Linked DNA regions of Homo sapiens: region 2 is linked to region 1. The links are chromatin loops, found by intact Hi-C in ENCODE. Cell type or tissue: dorsolateral prefrontal cortex. All regions are shown on one strand. Links, peaks and the distances in the headings refer to the core of each region. The heading gives the core; the rest is flanking DNA. Region 1 overlaps NHSL2 (NHS like 2). Region 2 overlaps NHSL2 (NHS like 2).

Region 1 (9,829 bases), core at 1,225-9,224:
CATCCTCACCATCTCATCAGTTGACAGTTCCCGTCGGTTCCATTTCCTCCTAAATATGTCACCAATCTGTCAGCTCCTGCCTTGGCTCAGGCCCTCTCCCACTCTACTCCTACTGGCACTGCTGCCTCGGCCTCCCCACCAGCCTCCCTGCCTCCAGTCTCAACCTCCAATAGAACCTTCCTAATCCATGCTTCTCTTCCTGTTGCATGCCAAGAATGTCAAGAGCTCAGAGGAAGCTTGCAGTCCCTGAGTCCAAGCTCCTCACTCACCACCCCACTCCACATCCTGCCATGTCATAGAGGAGGAAACTGAGGCTGAGCCAGGGGAATGGAGCTAGCCAAGTCTGATAGTGAACAAGAGGTAGAGCTGAAACCAAAACTCAGGTCAAAGGGTCATGGAATTTGAGGGCTAGAAAGCTTAGTTTAGTGCTATTCCCATTACATCACCCACCTCTGAGAATCACACCCCCAGATCCTATTGTTTCAGGTAACAACTGGAAATATTGTTTTCATCAGGACCATAATTGCCACTTCCCTTTCTAGGCACTCATTTTGGAAAAAGCAGACAATACTCCATCTCCTTCTCCCATTTCTCCCCAAGGTTCTTGAAGCAGGCCTCCAGCATCCGCCAGCCTGATTTTCTTCCTTATCTGTTCTAGGCATAGGCAGGCCCTGCCTGTTCCCCAACCATTTTCACACGTATTTCTACTGGCCTGGGCCCAAAGTCAATTTGCCAATCTTATGTCATTGGACTTCCCTGTTGCCTTGAATTTACTAGAATATATTAGACCATATTTGTCTCCCCTCTGCTGCCCCAACACCTAGTATCAAGCCTGGCAGAGAATGAACATTCAGTCTTTAAGAAATAAATGAATGAATAAAAGAAAATGCTGGTATTGCAAAGGATAAAGAAAAGAATAAGACACAGACAGTCCTGCCTTCCAGGAGCTTAGAGTTTACTTATGAAGACAAGATCTAGAAAGTAGTAGAAATAGTGAATGGATAACCAGGCAGCCATGTTTGACTTTCCTTTCAGGCCAAGCAGGGACCTGGGGTACTGTATCCAGGCTGGAATGCAAAGAGCTGTTGGGTGCAAGGTATAATAGGTAAGTCATGGAGGTGGGGTGATCTGAAGCAGCATCTAGGATCAAAAAGTGGGGATTAAGTTAAGCCTCAGACTCTAACAGGGCTGGGAAAGTTGTGAAAACCAGATACGGTCTCTAGGACCTAGACACACTAAGTGTCATGGATTGAATGTCTGTGCACCCTTCTTCATATGTTGAAACCCTACTCCCCAGTGAGATGGTACGGGGAGATGGGGCCTTTGGGAGGTGATTAGTTCTTGAGGGTGGATCCCTCATGATGGGATTAGTGCCCTTACAAAAAGAAACATCAGAGAGCTTGCTTCCTCTCTCTGTTCTCTGCCAAGTGAGGACACAAGGAGAAGGGGGCCATCTGCAAACCTGGAAGAGGACCCTCACCAGACACCGGATCTATGGGTGCAGTGATCTTAAAACTCCCAGCTTCCAGAACTGTAAGAAAAAAAAAATTGTTGTTTAAGCCACATGTCCATGGTATCTTGTTACAGCAGCCCAAATGGGTTGAGACATTAAAGTAATGAAAGCAAGTTCAGAATGGAGAAGAAAGATTCTGGAAATAGTTCTTCAAGCCATGGGGTATAGCTGCAGAGGCTTATTATAGTATAATAATATTTATTGGCCTCATCTGTGAGTTGGGGTGGAGCTCTTCAAACCACCAACAGGCGGCAGCACTGCTAAAGTGACAGGCTCCTAGCTCAAGGCTCTAAGGGCTCAGGGCAGCTTTGGTGGGTGGGGGGCTTCCCAGAGGGGTGAGAACCTATGCTCTTGAAGCATGGGAAAGATTCTGAGAAGCAGGTAGAGTGCCTGGGTGTTTGAGGTCGAGAAAATATCCCAGAGAGCAGAGGCACCATGGTAGAGGAATTCTAAGGCATGACTGAGGCTAGGGAGGAACAGGATTCAGGGAAGAACCCCACTGGTAGGTGAGGAAAAGAGAGATGGTCTAGCACCTCCACATGCCAAGTAAAGTGCTGGGGAAGAAGGAGAAGCCGAGCTGAGGCAGGGGCACCATGACAGCCTTGGCTGTCAGGCTCAGAAGTTTCAATTCTATAGGCAAGAGGGTTTCTCTGAAGGCTTCTGAGCAGAGGAGCTACCGAATGAAAATTTACTTACAGTGTCAGAAGAAGGGAGTTTCCAGCCTCAGTCCCATCCCTGACTCCCTGAATGACCTTAAGTCACCCAATCTTCATCTTCCCCCTGAGTAAGATGAAGGGATGATATCGTGGAGAGCCCAGGCTTTAAAACTAAAGAGATGTGGATTCGTATCTCAATTCTGACTTCCTCACTGTGTGACCTTGGACAAGTTACTCAATGTCTCTGAGCCTCAGTTTCCTAGGGAATAATAATGCTACCCCAGTATAGATTCAGAGTAAGGGAAGTTTGAAGGCCTACCTGGGCCCTGAGGAGAAGCTCCCTTTCTCTGCCCACTTACTCTCCCTTGAAGCACACACGTCCAGTGATTTTAAGTTGGATTTGGGTAACAAGAATTGGGTGACAGGCAGTGAACTGGAGGGAAAGGGACCACAGACAGGAAGGCAGGGGATAGATGAGAAGTGTCTGAGAATAGAAGCAATAAGAAAATAGAGGCAGAGCCAGGGCAAAAATGTCTAAGGAACCAATTCCATTTGGTGACTGAGAAACTGATGCTATCATCACTGAAATGAATAAGTGATTGGAGAGGTGGGAACACAGCTTTAAGTCTTCTCACTCCTCAGCTTTCTGCATTAACAGGGCAAGCATTCACTGAACACCCAGAACATAGTCCTCAATATTTGTGTGTGTGTGTGTGTGTGTGTGTGTGTATGCGCACGCGTGTGTGTGTGTACACACCCTCACCTCTAGGGAGTTTCCCCTGCCCTTTCACTTTCAGAGAAGACAAGGTCAAAAGAGGAATCTAGATCTTTGCTACTCAAAGTGTGGTCTGTGGACCAGCTATGTCACCATTACCTGAGAGTTTGTTACAAAATGAAGAATTTCAGGTTCTTCTCCAGACCTTCTGAAACAGAATCTGCACTTTGCTTCTCAGAGTCAACATACAAACCATCATCTAGAGATCTTGTTTTCTATGTCACTGGTCCATGGGTTACACATTGAAAAGCAAGGAACCAGGGCAAAAAAGGAGCCACTGTGTTGGGGATGGAGCTTTAAAACGGCAGGGGCCAAGGGAAACCAAGTCAGCTAGGGTTATGGGTTTATTTTGGGGGCTTCTCTCAGACAGGTGGGGCAGTAAATCCCAGAGCACTCCCTTCCCCCCTCCCTAGAAAGCTGCTCAGCACTGTCTCTGGTCTGGACCAAAGCAGGGCTAGTGGCCCCCACATAATCTAGCTTAACCCTAGCCCAACTCCAGGAAGGAAGAAGAGGCCATATAGTGGTTTGCGTCCAGAGCCCTGCCTCAGACTGAAACGTCCTCTGAGCAGTATGTTCTTTGAGGATTTAGCCTGATGATCTGCAGCTGGTTAAAGAGTCAGAGTTTTGGGGTCCCAGCCAACATCTCTTCCCATCAGAGACAAACTAATGGAGAGAAAGAGAGAACTGTCCCCAGCTCATGCTTTTGCTGGGAACACAAGACTCACAGCGATCTGTGTCAGTGCTGCTGTGTGAGCTGAAGTATGTGTGTGTGTGTGTATTTTAATGAAGGCATAAAAAAATCAAGGAACTATGCCAGGTAGTGAAATTACGGAGAGTTTTTATGTTCTTCTTTGTACTTTCCTGTTTTTTCACAATTAGCCTGTGTTAGTGTAAAAATCTGTAAATAAAGACTATTTCAAAAAATAACACGAAGAAAAATCATGGCAGAATACAAGTAAGTGCTGACTTTTGTGCTGCAGATAGTTTATCCTATGGGGATAGGATTCAGGGGAGATTTCTAAGGTGAAAGACAGAGGAAGCAGATGGAGAAGGGGTGCCTGAGATCACCAGGCCTTTATTCTGCAGATGGGCTGAGTCAAAAGTCAAAACCTGAGTCTCTTGGACTGCCCAGCACTGGTCAGGCTCTGACTAGGGTAACTGGATTCATTTGTTGAATCTGAGAACCTTAGATCTAGAAAAATCTGAGAAATTACAGAGCCAGCCCTATCCTTTCCTTCTCACAGGAGGGACTGAGGCTCAGAGAGGTGAGAACTCTGAGGACTCCTAGCTTTTGCACAGGCTGTTCTCTGCCTGTATCACCCTCCATCTGGCCCTTGTCTGCCTAACTAATCCCAACCCTTCCTTCAAGACTCGGTTCAAACAGCACAGAATCTTGTGAGTTAGGTGGCCTCTGCTGTGCTCACAGAACACTCAGTACATTCCTCTGTCATTCATTCGACAAATTACTGAGCACCCACTGTGTGTCAGGCACTGTTCCATGTACTCGGGAGCATAAGTGACCAAAAATCTCTGCCCTAGTGTGTGGTGACTAAATCATCGCATTTGTTCATTCAGCCAGTGTTTACCTACGTGTCGGGTTTCTGTACCTGGCCTAAGCTATTTTATGGTCAGGGCAATTGTCTCCACAGGCTTGGCCTCCTTCTCTTCCCTTCACCGTGAGTGCCTTGTGACACAGTGAGTGTTTTCTGAATGAATGAATGAATAATGAAATGACCAAGGTCACACAGCAATCTCATGATGGAGCTGGCACTGAAACCCTGGTCACCCGAAAGCTTGTGCACTTTCTCCTGCGCTCCACTGCAGACAGCTCCAATCTTCGTAACCTCCATCACCTCAGGTGAAAGAGGTCACAGAGGAGATCAAGGACTGGGTCCTTAGGCAGATTCATTTTGGAAAGGCGAGACTCATCCTATCACAGATCCTCTCTGGCGAGAGTGGGGACGACACCAGCCTCGGACAGGACATCCCTGCTCAAAAGCTTGGGGCGATCAAGACTGGACACTCTCCAGTAGGGGCCGTGTCGGCCCCATCACTCTGCCCAGTGTCTGAATCTTGAAGTCCATTTCGTTTCTGGATCAAAAACAGAGCCACCTCTGGCACTGCAGAAACATTCATTCCTCACGCACCCCATCCCTGGGCCCCGATCTTTCCCTCTGAGCCAAAGGCAGCGCCGGCCTTTGGCAGCCAGAGCAGCGCGGGCCGGTGGCCCCGCAGCCGCACTGCAGCGCCCTCTGCCGGGCATCGGGCTGGCGCCGCCACTCCGCGGGGCGGGGGAGGAGGGCGGGCGGGGGCCCGGCTGCTTCCAAGCAGCCTCGTGTTCCGGAGGTGCTGAGGGATGGTGACTCATCGCGCCGGCTGCGCCCGCACCGGCCGCCCTCGCAGGCTCGCCGCCTCCGCACGCGCCTGGTGACTGGCCGAGCTGCTCCGCGCACGAAAAGCAGCCCGGGGGCCGGCCCCCGACGGTAGCGGCGCGGCAACGCTTGCTTCCCCGGCCCGTGCCCTCGCCCTGCCCGCGGACCTGGGCATCATGGAAGCTTCTGGCGCTAAAAGCCCGCTCTCCTCCACTTGTCGCGTTGAGTTTTCACCTCTAACCCGGGATAGGGGTCGTTTTTATCACACCACCTTAACAAGAGGGAAACTGGGCGGGGGAACGGTGAGGCGAGGGCCGGGGTCAAGCAGATAAGAAGCAGGGGAGGGCCTAGATTAACCAGTAACCTCTGATTCCAGAGCTCGAGGTGTGCTTTCCATAGCATCAAGCTGCATGGTCCCCCTAACCTCCCAGGTCCTCACCCCCACACAAGCAAAGGAAGGGTAGGTTGGACCACCTCATAGAGGTCCTTGAAAGTCAAGCACCATAATAAACATTTACCATTTTAGAAAGAAAAGAAAAGCTATAAATGGCATTTAAGAAGAAAGTCAGGTAAGCATTGGGCTTGATTCTGTAAATATGTTTTAGATTATATAGGGCAGAGGGCAGTGATCAGAGCTGTGAGTTCGAAAGCTGCACCAAAGGAAAACAGATTGGAGGAGTAGCACCTGAGACCCCAGCAGGCTCAGCAGGGTCTAAATTAGAGTCAGGAAAATGAGGGGAAAAAAAAAGATTACAGATCTGGGAATGGGAAGGACTTAGTGATAGATCGGATTTCAAAAAGTGGGGCAATTAAAATCCATACATCACTTTGTACTTCTACTCAGGTATCTACTACAATTGATTCTGCCTTCTATCTGAGTAATATTTTGCCAGCTTTGTTAGACAGTTAGGTCCATAGAGTAGTGCTGGTGGCTCAGACCCCATTCCTGCCTTGAGGACCATGACCTTGTAGGGGGAGAACGCAGATATCTGGGTGCAGTGTCCATCCTGTTAGCTGGAACACAGGTGAGGGCAGTGCTGCTTGCCCAGACAGCATCTGCACATACCACAGAACCCCTAAGCCAGCCCCTACTTCCTCCTTGGGAAAAGTCTGGAGGGCTCCAGCTTAACTCCAAGGCTGCCTCACGCTACTGAATGTCTTTCTGGGCCTACAATTTGCTGGAGCACCTGAGTGGGAAGCTTGAGCTGCTCTGGCAGTCCCACCTTGAGGCCAGGCATCAACACCTGTGCAGCTGGCTGCGAGCACCTGCTGCCAGCTGGCAACATTGAAGGGACACACCACTGGGCAGGTAGCATGGCTGTATTGTAGAAGGGTAATGTATCCAGGTGTCAGCACCCCACAAAGACAAAATCTCCACAGAACTGGAGAGTATTATGTCAGCAGTGGACCCAAAGGTAGCTAGAACTTCCTCTGAACCCACAATTTGGTCTATCCAGAACATTCAGGCCCAATAGGCCCTGCTACCCAGCCCGTCTTCCCCTATATAGAGGGGCATGATGAATGAGTGCACCCTTCTGGGGTGGGTTGTTTCCTAGTTCCACAGGACCCCAACCCACAGACACCAGCATGGAACAGGGGCCACTCCTAATTTCTGGTACTTCCCATCCTCCACCATTCATGATAACTTGCTGTCACCCTGGGCTCTCCTGGATAAAACAGCACAGCCCCACTGGCTCCTAATGTTACCATATGCTGCTTCTCTACTTGGTCCACTCTTCACTCCCTTCTGTGAAGTTCAACAAGGTATGTAATCAAGCCAGAGTTTTGGTGGGTTGGTTTGTTTGTGATCAGGAAAAGGAAGAGTTGCCCCTACTTTGGAAGTACCACTGAACAGCAGAGCAAGTGTCCAGAGCCTCTGTTTATAATAAATATTTACCCTCAGAGCCTGAAGTGTAGGTCCTCACAAATACACAGACACAAATGTGTGTGTCTCTGTGTGTGTGTTTGTGTGTGTGTGTGTTGGGGATGGGTTATGTGGGTTCTTTGACCCCTGAACATCTTTCGTGCAGGCCCCAGTGGTCTTTCTGAAGGAGAAAAAGTTGTGTGGAGAAAAGGAGAAAAGATGTCTCCCTAAATTAATCTATAATCTCATTGCTATTTCAATCAAATCTCCAGAGGAATTTTTCACAGAACCTGACAAACTGATTCTAAAATCCATGTGAAAAAGAATATGTATAAGAAGAGCCAAAACAATTTTTTTGGGGAAAAGAACAAATGAAGGATGACATTATACAAGGTATCAAATCTACAGTAATTAACAGGGTGTGGCATTGGCACAGAAGTAGACAAATGAGTGAAAGAGAACAGAGAGCTCTCAAGCCAACTCATGTAAAGGTGTTAAATAAAATAATAAAAGCTGCATTTATAAGTCAGTGGTGAAAGAATGGACTATTCAACGAATAGTGCTGAAGTAACTAGCTTTCCATTTGATAAAAATTAAATGAGATCCCTACCTCATACTATACACACACATATTCCACATAGCTCAAACAACTAAATATAAAAAAGAATAGAAACCTGTAATGGGAAAAATAGAGATTTATATATTTGTGACTTTGGTATGGAGAAAGTCATTTTAAACAACACACAAACACAACCCAAAAGCCAGGAGGGAGTGGTTGACAAATTTGAATCTACACAAAAGAATAATTTTTTTTTAGGCAAAAGACACCATCAATAAAGTTAAAAGACAAATAATAAACTGGGGAAATATATTTGAAATGTATGTATTAGACAAAGAACAATAAAAATATATAGAGAATTTCTGTAAATCAATAAAAAGGTAAACAACTCAAAATAAATATGGGCAAAGTATATGGACAGGTAATTCAAAAGGAGAGTTACAGATGGCCAACAGACATTTGAAAAGATATTCAGCCTCTGGGAATCAAGGAAAGGCAAATGATAACAACCACCAGATATCATCTTTCACTCATTACATTCGGAACTCAAAGTCTGACTATTATCAAGTGTTGTCAAGAAGTTGAGCAAAACTGCTACTCTCATACACTGCTGGGTGGAGCACAGCCATTATGGGTAGAAATTGGACAACACCCATTAACATGGAAAATGTGCATCCCCTATTACCCAGCAACGCCACTTAGCATCTATCATGAAGAAACTCCTGCACGTGTACACAAATGTTTATTGAATGGATGTTTATTGAAAGATTGTGTTAGCCACCACAATTAAGAAACAACCTAAAAGTTCATCAATGGGTGAATAGTTAAATAAATCCTGATAAAAGTCATACTCTGCAAAGTTACATAACATTTTAAAAGAATAAGTTAGGACTTCTGCTTCTGGGAAGATGGAATGACATACTTTTCCCTGGTCCTCCCTCTAAAGCACAACAAAAAACCGTGAGCATTATATATAAAATGAACACAAAAAGACTGGAGAGGAGGTGGAGAGAAGAATGTACACCTGCAAGAGACCTCAGGACTCAAGGAACGGCATGTGGTGAGTTCCCTGGATTTTTGTTTTGCCTCATATATCCCAGAGTTGAAGCTGAAAAAGTCTGCAAACTGAAAATACCAACAGGGGCAGATTTTTTAAAAATCATGCTCTCTTACCAAGACAGAAATTTTTATACACTAATTCTTTAGCCAAATACCACAGAAAAAAATATGTGGTCCCGTTCCCAACCCCACCAGCAAAGGAGGGGTTGAAAACATAGCTTTTCACCCTTGCTAAGCTATAACCAGGTGCCCCAAATTTCCCCACTGGGGTGAAGTCAGAGAAGGCTGAGCAGGCATCTGGGATAGACCTACTAGATAGAAAATCAGCAAGGGTATATAGGAACTCAACAACACCCTCAAACAACAGGATTTGATTTGACATTTATAGAACATCTCATCCAACAGCAGAAGAGTACACATCCTTTTCAAGTGCCCATGGAATACAAAACATGTTAGACATATCCTGTGTCATAAAACAAATGTCAACAAATTTAAAATAATTGAAATCAAATGAAATGTATTCTGTGACCAAATTGGAAATCAATAACAGAAAGATAAGAAAATATCTAAAACTTGAAAAATAAACAACACACTTTAAAATAACCCATGGGTCAAATATGAAAATTTAAATTTCAAGATAAATTTTAAAAATACATTGAACTGAATCAAAATGAAAATACAACATAGAAAAATTTATGAGATGCAACTAAAGCAATGCTTAAAAAGAAGTTTATAGCTCCAAATGCTTATACTATAAAAGAAAAAAGGTCTCAAATCAATCATCTAAGTTCCTACCTCAAGTAACTAGAACAAGGAGAGCAAAATAAAGCCAAAGCAAACAGAAGGAAGAAAATAATAAAAATAACAGCATAAATAAGCAGAATTGAAAATAGAAAAATAGAGAAAATCAATGAAATAAAGAGCTGCTTCTTTGAAAAGATCAGTAAGATTGACAAACCTCTAGCAAGACATACAAATTGCTCATATCAGGAAGGAAATGAATATCACTACAGAGCCTTCAGACATCAAAT
Region 2 (9,829 bases), core at 1,023-9,022, 43 kb before region 1:
TGTGGCCCCTGGAGCTTTTCTCACCCAAGCACCAGTGTCCCCATGGCCATAGCCCATTAGATGCTTAAGGATCTGCTGGGAGTCACATACTCCCTCTGGACTAAATGAACCCAACTAGTACATGGTGCAGCCAGGTTTTGGACCCCCGTCTATCTCCACATTCAGTGCTTTCTCCACCATATCCTTTTTTAATAATCTAAATTGGATGAGGAATGCTTTTAGACATCTTTATGCTTTCCTCTCCCTCCCCTACGCATTCACTGAGTCCTGTAAATTGCTCCTTAGAACTGTCTCAAATTGGAGCACTTCACGGCATCATCTCCACTTCCCTCACCCTGGTCCCAGTCACCATCATCCTTCCCCAGACCCCTTCAATGAATATCTTCTTCAGTGGGCTCCCTGATTCCACCTCTGCATCCTAAAATCTGTTCATGACACAGCAGCCAGAGTGAGCTTTTACAAACATAAATCAAACCACATCACTCCATTGCTTGGAACCTTCCAATGATTTGTTGTCTAAAGTGTCAAGTCCACACTCTCCAGCCTATACTCAGAACCGGCTTCATCTGACCTCTTTGCTTCCTCTCTCTTGATTCCCTGAAACAGACCCCTCTGCCCATTCAATCTGGGCTACTCATTCTCTTCTTTATCTTGTCATTGTGGCTTATCATTTCATGGTAAAGCCACCAGGGAAAAGCTTTGTGGTCAGAGAAGCCTAGATTCAAATCCTCATGCTGCCATTTCTACCTGTGTAACCTTGTACAACTTACTTAACCTCCCCAGCTTCCATTTTCCATGTATAATGGGGGAATGAAAACACCTAACTTGTAAGCTGCTGTAAGACTTTCATGAGATAATGCTGAAATGAGCTAAACGACACCAGGCCCATAGTAGGTGCTTGCTAAACAGTGCTTCCCATCCCCTCTCACCGCCTCTACCTGCTGTTCCCAAACCCTACAGGCTGCTCCTTAAGCTTCAGCCCAAATCCCATCACCCCTTGAAAGCCCTCTTTACACACATCCCTACTAGCAGTCTGCAGGGATAATTCCTCTCAATACCTTCAGTTCTGGCTGGCTGAGCCTCTCATTTGTCCTTAAACATAGATGTCCTGGAATTGTTCCAAATCTTCCACGTATTCATGAACCTTCTCTGCCCCAGCAACTTATGAATTCTTTGCGGGATGGGCCAAAGTTTGGGTGTTTGAAGCTGTGCCTTGTGGAGGGCCTTGCACAGAGGATGACTCAGTTAGTGTCTGCCCATTCATGGGCACAGGCCAAGCTACCCTGCTCATGCAGACCTTCCTTCCTCTCCTTCCTCCCAGCCCTCCTTTGCTCCTTGATGATCCCTCTGAAAGCTCCACATGCTTGGTCCTTGTTCCCCCACCAACCCAAGAGTCTTCTCAAATTTTTCTCATCCCTTTCTACTCATCAAGGTGCACATCCAGGTTGGGTAGGGTGCTGGAGGCGCTGTTCTGATGGGTTCACTGCTGTAAGATCACTGCCTATGGAGAGGGTCTGGAAAGGCTGGCTAGCCTTTTCACTGAGCACTGTGCTCAGGGAGGGAGGCATGGTGGCTTTAGGAGGGGGGCTGAACTCCCTGTGGTGTCTTCACTTGGAGTTTGGGGAAGAATGGCTTCTTTCTTTTTCGCCTGTGTTTCAAGCTAAGCCCAGCCAGGAGCACCCAGTTCTATCAAAGAGAGAGGGAGGGCCAGGCCTCACCATTTGGCTGGTCCCCCACCCTACTTGGTGCCTTAGGCACACCAGGGGAGGAGACAGAGAAGTCTGAGGCCCGAAAGAAGCAACTCAGGGGCCCATGTCCCCAAAGTGAAACAGCTTAAGGTTCATCATTACCACCTCACTGGCTGTACCCCTCTGTACTCAGGGATGTCAAAGTGGGTGGACAGGGAAGTGCGGCAGGTGGTACTATCTCTGGACTGCCCCCCGGAACCCAAGAGCTGGGACAAGAACTACCCCTGTCACTTTAGTCATGCTCTTACTCCTCACAACCACCCTGTCAGGTGTGGATTATTAGGACCTAAGCTGAAGATGCGGAGACAGACATTAGATAAAAAAATGGAGCTAGTAAGTGGCAGGGTTGGGACTTGAACCCAAGTTAGGCTGACTCCAAGCCTGTCTCCTTTTCATTCTGCTGATCCCATCTGCCATAACCTGCACATGCTCTAATCTGGTGTGGGGAATTTCCAGGTGCAAGTTCCATAAGGAAAAGTGAATTCTAATACACACTCTGACTCTGACTCCAGTGGGCTGTAGCCTGCCAGCGGCTACCCCTCATAGTGCTTGTGTGTTGTGTGCCCCAAGAGAGCAAACTCACTCAACCCTGGGCCCGGAGACACTTTCCAACTGCACATCAGGCACAGTCCCTCAAGCCTGAAACATAAACTTCTCTTCTAGCCCTGATGAAGTGTTCTCTAGGTTCTATTCCTTCTGCCTAGAATGCTTTTCCTTCCACTTCCATCTCTGCTTGTGAAAAGTCAGACTTATTTCTCAAGACCCAGCCCAAATGTCTCCTCCCCCATGAAGCTTTCTCTGAGCCTGACAGCCAGAATCGACTTCACCTCTGCATAGCCATATCCTCTCTACAGATCTCAGGTCCATCTTGAGCCTTTTCTGATCTTCCCAAACGTAAATAGTCTTCCCCTTGAGTTAATTCCCACGGTACAGTATTCCCCCAAATGCAGTACACATTGTGCTAGTGGTATGTGAGGTGATAGTATGATGAGGAATTTTAGAAATACATGGATGATCTTTTAAAGTTTAACAGTCACATATTTATTCTAATGTATACTAGATTCTAATAAAAATTACAGGGGAAAATTGAGTGCATGAAAAGTAATTTCTTGACTATTCGAGGCAGAATGGAATGAGTTGGTTTAAAGAAAAATAATTTGGTATCTGTGAATTGGATTGAATTACTCATACCTTCCTCAAGGCTGCTGGACAAAAGATCTGCAGTGATGGTTAAAAACTGCTTTGAGGGGTTACTTCTGTAGTCCTGGGCATGGTCAACTTCTTGGCCTTGGAAGTGTGTACATGGGTGTGTATAATTTGTGATCATTCATCAACGTGTGTGGCTTTTTTGTATGTTAATTGCCCATACAAAGTTTATTTTTTAGAAAGTGCCTGACACATAGTAGCCCCTACTCAAGGGAGGTAGAACACTTTGTATTTTGGGCCAAAGTGACCAGAAAGGCAGTGATGTCATTAATGGCCAAGGAACACGGGGATTAGTTACATAGAAAGTGAGTTTGGGGGAGGCAGGAGGCTGTAGAATTATGATTTGGGAAATGTTTTTCTTTTTTGGCCCCTATCCCAGTAAGAAGCCAGAACGCCTTCTGAGAGCTGGTGTTAAGAGTAGTAGGCCAAGGCCAAGGGGGTGGAACCAGCCAAGGCCTGGATCGTGAATAAGCATACACCCCAGAGGCTAAGCAGAGACGCAGACACAAGGGAAAGAGTGCTGGCGGGAGGCTCTATGACCTTGGGCAGGCCCTGGCCATTTTGAGCCCCATTTAGTTTCCATCCGGACAGTGAAACATATGAACCTAATTACCTCCTGAGGGTCCTCTCAGCTCAGACACTCAGAGGGGGTTGTCCTATGCACTGATATTAGTCAACAAGCAGGTTCTCTGATGATCCAAGCACCCACTCTGTTCCAGGTACTATTCTGGTTACAGAGGACACAAGAATGAGAAGCCCCAGCTGCTGCCCACAGGGGGCTCCTAGGCCTCAGTCTTTCCCACATACCTCCCCCTTGGGATCGACCAGCACCAATTTCCAGAATAGAAGGTTCTCTAGACTTGCAAAGGAAACCCTCTCTAGGGTTGGAAATGCACACGCCTGTAATGGTCAGGAAGGACAGGGCCATGAATGAAGTAGGCTAGGGTAAGCCACAGGGTGTGGTGGAGACCTGGAGCATGCATGCTGGCCACCCCCAACCCTGTTCCCAAGGCACTCAACCTCCAATCTGGGAAACCTCTCTGCTGACTCAACCCAACCTATCTGTAGTTCACATTCTGCCAACAGTCTGCCAGTTTGCTTCCCACCAGCTGTGGTCTCCAAGTATTTTTGAGCCTATACTCCCATATATACATATTTATGTATAAACCATATATATGTACTACTGTGCTAATCAGTTTTATAAAATTTAAAACATAAACAAACATGGAAATTAGGATATGATAAAGATGACTGTTAATAGAAATTCTAATATTTTCTCCTTGCACCCTAATAGACGATATATCCACTTTGGAGGCCACAGGTCTAGCACACCACCCTCTGCCTTACAACCAGATGATGGAAGAAGACAAAAAGAAAGTAACAAACATGTATTGCACTCTATTATCTTTCAGGCTTTGTTCTCAATGCTCTACCTACCTCATTCATTCATTCAATAGATTTTATTGAGCCTATTATATTAGGCCCTGTGCTGGGCAGTGGGTGATAGAGGTTAATGAGGCAGATGTAAAGAGTTTACAATCCAGGCAGAGGAGACAGACAATAACCAAGTACACGAATAATCAAGGTAGGACTAGTTCCTGAGAAGTGCCATGAAGGAAATCAGCATGGTGATGTGTGATGGCAAGGGATGGGGCAGGCATGGGGAGCTAGTTTGGATGAGTGGTAAGAGAAGTTCTCTCCGAGCTAAGAACTGAGCCTGAGAAGGAGCTGGCAGAGGGAACAGAAAGTGCCAAGGCCATGAGGCCACGAAGTGAGAGGGACCTCGATGTCTTTGAGAAATGGAAAGGAAGCCAGCATGTCTAGGGTGGAAGAGGTAGGGGGTAAGAGGTGGATGTTATCTGAAGTGCAATGGGAAACCATTAGAGCATTTTAAGCAAGGGAGCGACAGGATATGATTTAAATGTTTAAAAGACCACCATGTCTGCTATGTAAACAAAGGGCTGGAGGGAAGTTCCAGTAGAAATGGGCAGGAGGCTATCGTAGTAGTCCAGGCAAAAGATGATGGGCCAGGATCAGGGTGACGGAAACAGAGAGAAGCAGGCAAGCATAAGATATATTTAAACCTCATAACAATTTCACCATCATACCCATGAAGGCTGTATTACCATCCCCATTGCACGTATGAGAAAACTGAGATTAGGGGAAGTTAAGTAACTTGCCAAAGATCACACAGCTTGTAAGTGATGAAAGCAGGATTCACCCAGGTCTGCCTGGCTTCCTTCCCAGCCTACTCAGGATTCCAAATATGTTTCCTGCTCCAGGGAGTAATTCACCAGGACAATATAGGGTCTTCCTGTTTCAATCCTGAAAAACATTGGGCATTCCGAAAAAAGAAAAAGGGATTGAGGACAATTTGATCCAGCAATCAGCCAAGGGTATGTGAGTGATTCGAACAGTCCATTCCTTCCATTTTCATAAACACACCGAGTTCACCAGAGCTCTAAGTAAGGGAAAAACCATTCTTTCCTTTGGAGTGGGGAGTGGTCAGGAGGAGGGTAGTGATGGTATATTTGGAAATAGAAAAATAAAAAGCTGCCAACTTGTGCCTTCAAGGAAAACCCAAGGGCGCAGGCCAAGACAGGGGAAGTGACTTGCCAAATCCCTCCTCACAGCCCCCAGAGTTATTCATGTGAAAAAGAAGGCGGAATTGTCCCTGCCAAAGACATGAAGTCCTTTACAGAGCACTTTGTTAGCAAAGCCTAGCATCCCTGTCACTATGCAAAGCGAGCTGGAATGTTGCCATGGCAACGGGCAGCTGGGCCCTTGAATCAGCTTGAGGCCTGCCTTGGGCTCACACAAGCCTGTGGGGGCATCTCCTGGAGGTTGGGCAGTGGGCAGGGAGCTGGTTTTATGTTTGTCGATGAGGAGTCCTGAGCTCCCTTCTAGGTAACCAGGGGTCCGAAGGCTGTGTCTTCAGGAAGTATTTCCCGTTGTCAGATATGCCTAACTTCCACAACACGCAGCATCCCAGGTTGGCATGACCTGATCATTTTCCCAATTCAATGACAGAAAATGGAAACACCCAACTGCTGTAAAACAAAACTTCTTTATGTTACAAGTATAGGAAGAAACCAAAGCCCAGAGAGGGCAAGTAACTTGCTGAGGGTTGCACAGCCTTACTAGTGCCAGAGTCAAACCACAACTCCTTTGACTTCTGAGGTAGTGTGAGTTTCACCATACTACACTTCTTTCCTTAGACACTGGGGAGGGAGAAAAATGAATTGATGTTGACAGAGCCCCTCTATGTACCTAACACCATGCTGGATTCTTTGGCATTCCTCATAGCTCATCTGCACCACAAACCTGCAATGGAGCTATTACTATCCTCAATTCGCACTTTAGGAAACTGAAGCTCAGAGAGATCAGGAAATTGGCTCAAGGTCACACAGCTAGATGGACTTCAAAGACTAGTCTTTGTGCTTCACCACATGGCCTCATGCTTCTGAGGTCAAATGCACTTTTTTCCCCTTTGTGTGAAAGACAGACATAATTGCAAGTGATTCTAGATGCTATCCCTACTCTGCTATTTATGGTAAGAAAGTGTTCTGCTGCAGATCACCAAGCCGCCCCTCAGTAAAGCTTCATAACCGCTGATAGAACCCTGGCCCTCAGTTTTTTCATCTCTAAAGTGAGGATACAGTGAGTTTGGGGTTGCTAGAGAATGAGACTGAAAGAGAATGCATAGAAAGTGCATAGAGCAAGGTCTGGTGCATAGCAAGTGCTCAGTAAATGTTAGTTATCATTAAGATTATTCCTTTTAGGGATCAGCTCAAATTCTGCAACCTCAACCACCCCAGCCATCATTTGATGCAATCCCCTTTCACTCCCCAGCCATCCATTCATTGCCAGTTGTCAGCACCCAGAACTGAATTCCTTCCCTCAGAGGAAGGGAAGGGCATCAAGAAAAGGTGATGTCGAACTCGAAAAGAATGAAGCAACATTTGCCAGTAAAATGAGGTTTGGAGAGAGGACATTCTAGGCAAAGAGGACGTTTTGAGCAACAGCATAAAGGTATGAGGGTTTCTCGTATTTGGGAAGAAAAATAAGTGATCTGGTATAGCCAGGTAGAAGATGAGGTAGTTGGAACTAGACCAGGGAGGCCTTAAATGTCATGAGAATGGGTGTGGATTTTATCTTGAAGGTGATAGTGAGCCACAGAAGCTTTGGGCAAGGGAGTGACCTGAAGATCAGTAGGGTGGCTGCAATGTGGAAGGCTGATTGGAGAGGGGCCGGGACACCAGTTAGGAGGCTCTGGAAGGGGCCCAGATGAGACATGATGAAGGCTTGCCTCAGGGTGGAGCGGTGGGGCCAGACAGGGAGAATAGACCATGGTGGTGATATGGAGATAGAATGGGTGGTGCCATTCCTTAAGTTAGAGAACCCTGGAAAACCAGCAGGTGCAGGGATGAGGAGGAGAGAGCTTGCCTGGGACACAGTTTGTGTGTCTAGAGGGTGGTAAAGATATGTGATCCAGAGCTCAGAGCTGGAAATAAATACAAATGGAGCAGTCACAAGGTCTTGGAAGTATATGAAGCCAAAAAGCAGGTGAGATGGTCCAGTCTGAGTGGGGAGAATGGGAAGAACAGGGAGCACTGATGTTGAAACTCTGTGTCACAACTCTGTGTCTCTGCCTTGCTCTGCAATGGCAGCCTTCCTGTGCAGTAGTCCAACATTTGTGCAGCTCCCTGACATGCAGACCAAATCACTCCTGCAATGTGATGGACAAAGACAGTGTCCACTCTCATGCATAGGGCCTTAGCAAGCCAGGTCAGGTAGCAATCCTGGTGTCCTTTACAATGAGGATTTTCTGGACAAGGAACTGGAGAATCCTAACAGATCATAAAGAGTTAAGGGGCAGGCAGAGAAAGCCTTTAAGAACTGGGAAGCTGGCCGGGCACGGTGGCTCACGCCTATAATCCCAGCACTTTGGGATGCCGAGATGGGTGGATCATGAGGTCAATAGATCGAGACCATCCTGGCCAACAAGGGGAAACCCCGTCTCTATGAAAAATACAAAAATTAGCTGGGCGTGGTGGCGCGTGCCTGTAATCCCAGCTACTCGGGACGCTGAGGCAGGAGAATCGCTTGAATCGGGAAGGCGGAGGTTGCAGTGAGCCGAGATTGCATCACTGCACTCCAGCCTGGTGACAGAGTGAGACTCCATCTCAAAAAAAATTAATAACAATTTAAAAAAAAAGAACTGGGAAGCTGTCAAGCCCCTGGTGCCAGAAACAAGTTTTCTAAAATTCTGTTTTTCACTTGAAAGTTCAAGTTTTATCTTTGGTAACAAATACTGTGAGCTGTTTTCCTTGAAGCAACAGGCTCATTTTGTTCATCTTTGAGAAAAATGTCCACCAAATACTCAAGTCTGACTAACCATAGTTTACCTGTCAATTGTTCTTTCAAGTGAAAATGACGTTCCAGGAAAAAGGAGGCCTGTTGAGCTCACACCTCAAACAATTGCACAGTGCTCTTCTCTAGACAACCATCTCACTCAGCATGCAGCAGAAGTGCTTTCTGTGTTCTTCCTGTTTCATCACACAGGATATTAAAAAGACATCAACTCCAGGCTTGAGATTTAATAAAAATTGCCATTTCTTACTGCTTTATCTAAGCTACTTTTCAGTAAGATTGGTGGCTTTTCCCCCCTTTTTCTGAGTATGTAGTGGTGAAAAATACAAAATACAATGACTGCTAGTACAGGCTGGTGCCACTGCCTTGATTCACACTAAGGTGGCAACAGTTTTGCAAATGGTGCAAAAATCAACCTCATGAAAAAGGCAAATAGTGTCCTAGTGTTATCGTAGAAACAGCTCTGACCTTGAGCATCCTCCAAAAGAGTCTCAGAAACTCTGAGGGGTCTGTGAATTGTACTCTGAAAATCTCTGGTTTAGAGAAATTCTTGCCCAGGTCCCTAGGAGCAAGTCGAGGAAGGTTCATTGCAGCATTATTTGTGGTCATGGACAGTTGGCAGAACCAAGATGTACAGTCTCAGAGGAAGGGAGAAGTAAAATGTGGTGGATGAGTGCCAAGTCAGACAGAAGTGATCAACGAGATGTGCACATAGCAGCACCGAAAGGCCTCAAAACAGAGGGTTGAGGGAAAAAAGAAACAGAATATGATCTATGGATCAATACTATTTATGTAAATTAAAAGCACATAAACACAGAAAACACTATGTAATTTTCAAAGACATTTCCAACAGCATGTATCAAACCATTAAAGAGGAACTGGGAGTGGAGATTAGAGATGAAAGGAAAAATAAGATAAAAAAATTTAAGGACCTTGCATGGATAGATAATGGTGTGCACAACAGTATACTTAACTGTGCCCTTGAATGCAAACAAGGACAGAATGAATGGGAGGCAGAAAATAAAGTACCTTTTCAAGAGGCTTGATGGCAGAAAGAAAGGGGATTGCTAGAGAGAGAGGTTCACAGAGAGAAGTGGGCAGGGATGTCTGGCTTTGCCTTCTAGCAATCTACCCAACGTGCTCCAGCCTGGGTTCCCAATGGCCTCCTGGTGTCTGAAGTTCACAGAATCAGGCCCTGGTAGGGAAGGGCACTGAAGGACTCCATACTTGCTGGCTCCCAATTTCTCTGGGAAGTAAGAGATGATATCATCGTCTAAAAGTAGGAGATGGTAGGTAGTCCGGCCTCAAGAGCCAGGGAAGGCGTAAAGCAGCTGCCATAGAGACCAGACAAAAGTAAAAGTATTTGTAGGCAGCACTGATGGCTCAGCTGGAGATTGAGGGAAGTCTGGGATGGATGGGAGGGAAATTGAAGAATTGAATGCCTGGTGGCCTTGATTTTTCATTCATTTCTTCAGCCAGTCCATTGGTCAACAAATATAATA

What was found. Peaks named below come from ENCODE experiments on the same cell type or tissue, not always from the same donor. Only the 100,000 strongest peaks of a DNase experiment are listed, where the experiment ranks them.
Region 2: a loop joins it to region 1, with 1.9 times the contacts of the local background. A loop is called at or near these places in 5 of 110 quality-filtered maps.

Annotation. Positions count from the first base shown.
Region 1 is chrX:72,014,130-72,023,958 of GRCh38, reverse strand. All of the region lies in intron 1 of NHSL2 (NHS like 2), which reads right to left. Among named protein-coding and RNA genes, the nearest start is that of NHSL2, 110 kb to the right of the region's middle. RefSeq lists an enhancer at 5,070-5,119 and a silencer at 5,100-5,479. In dorsolateral prefrontal cortex, for the core only: CTCF peaks have their summits at 1,742 (motif pointing right) and 5,196 (motif pointing left); a DNase peak (open chromatin) is centred at 5,298; H3K4me3 peaks cover 534 bases; H3K27ac peaks cover 329 bases; H3K27me3 peaks cover 7,337 bases.
Region 2 is chrX:72,056,677-72,066,505 of GRCh38, reverse strand. All of the region lies in intron 1 of NHSL2 (NHS like 2), which reads right to left. Among named protein-coding and RNA genes, the nearest start is that of RTL5, 70 kb to the left of the region's middle. RefSeq lists a silencer at 5,593-5,887. In dorsolateral prefrontal cortex, for the core only: no CTCF peak of the experiment used is centred there; a DNase peak (open chromatin) is centred at 5,715; H3K27ac peaks cover 1,572 bases; H3K27me3 peaks cover 7,369 bases.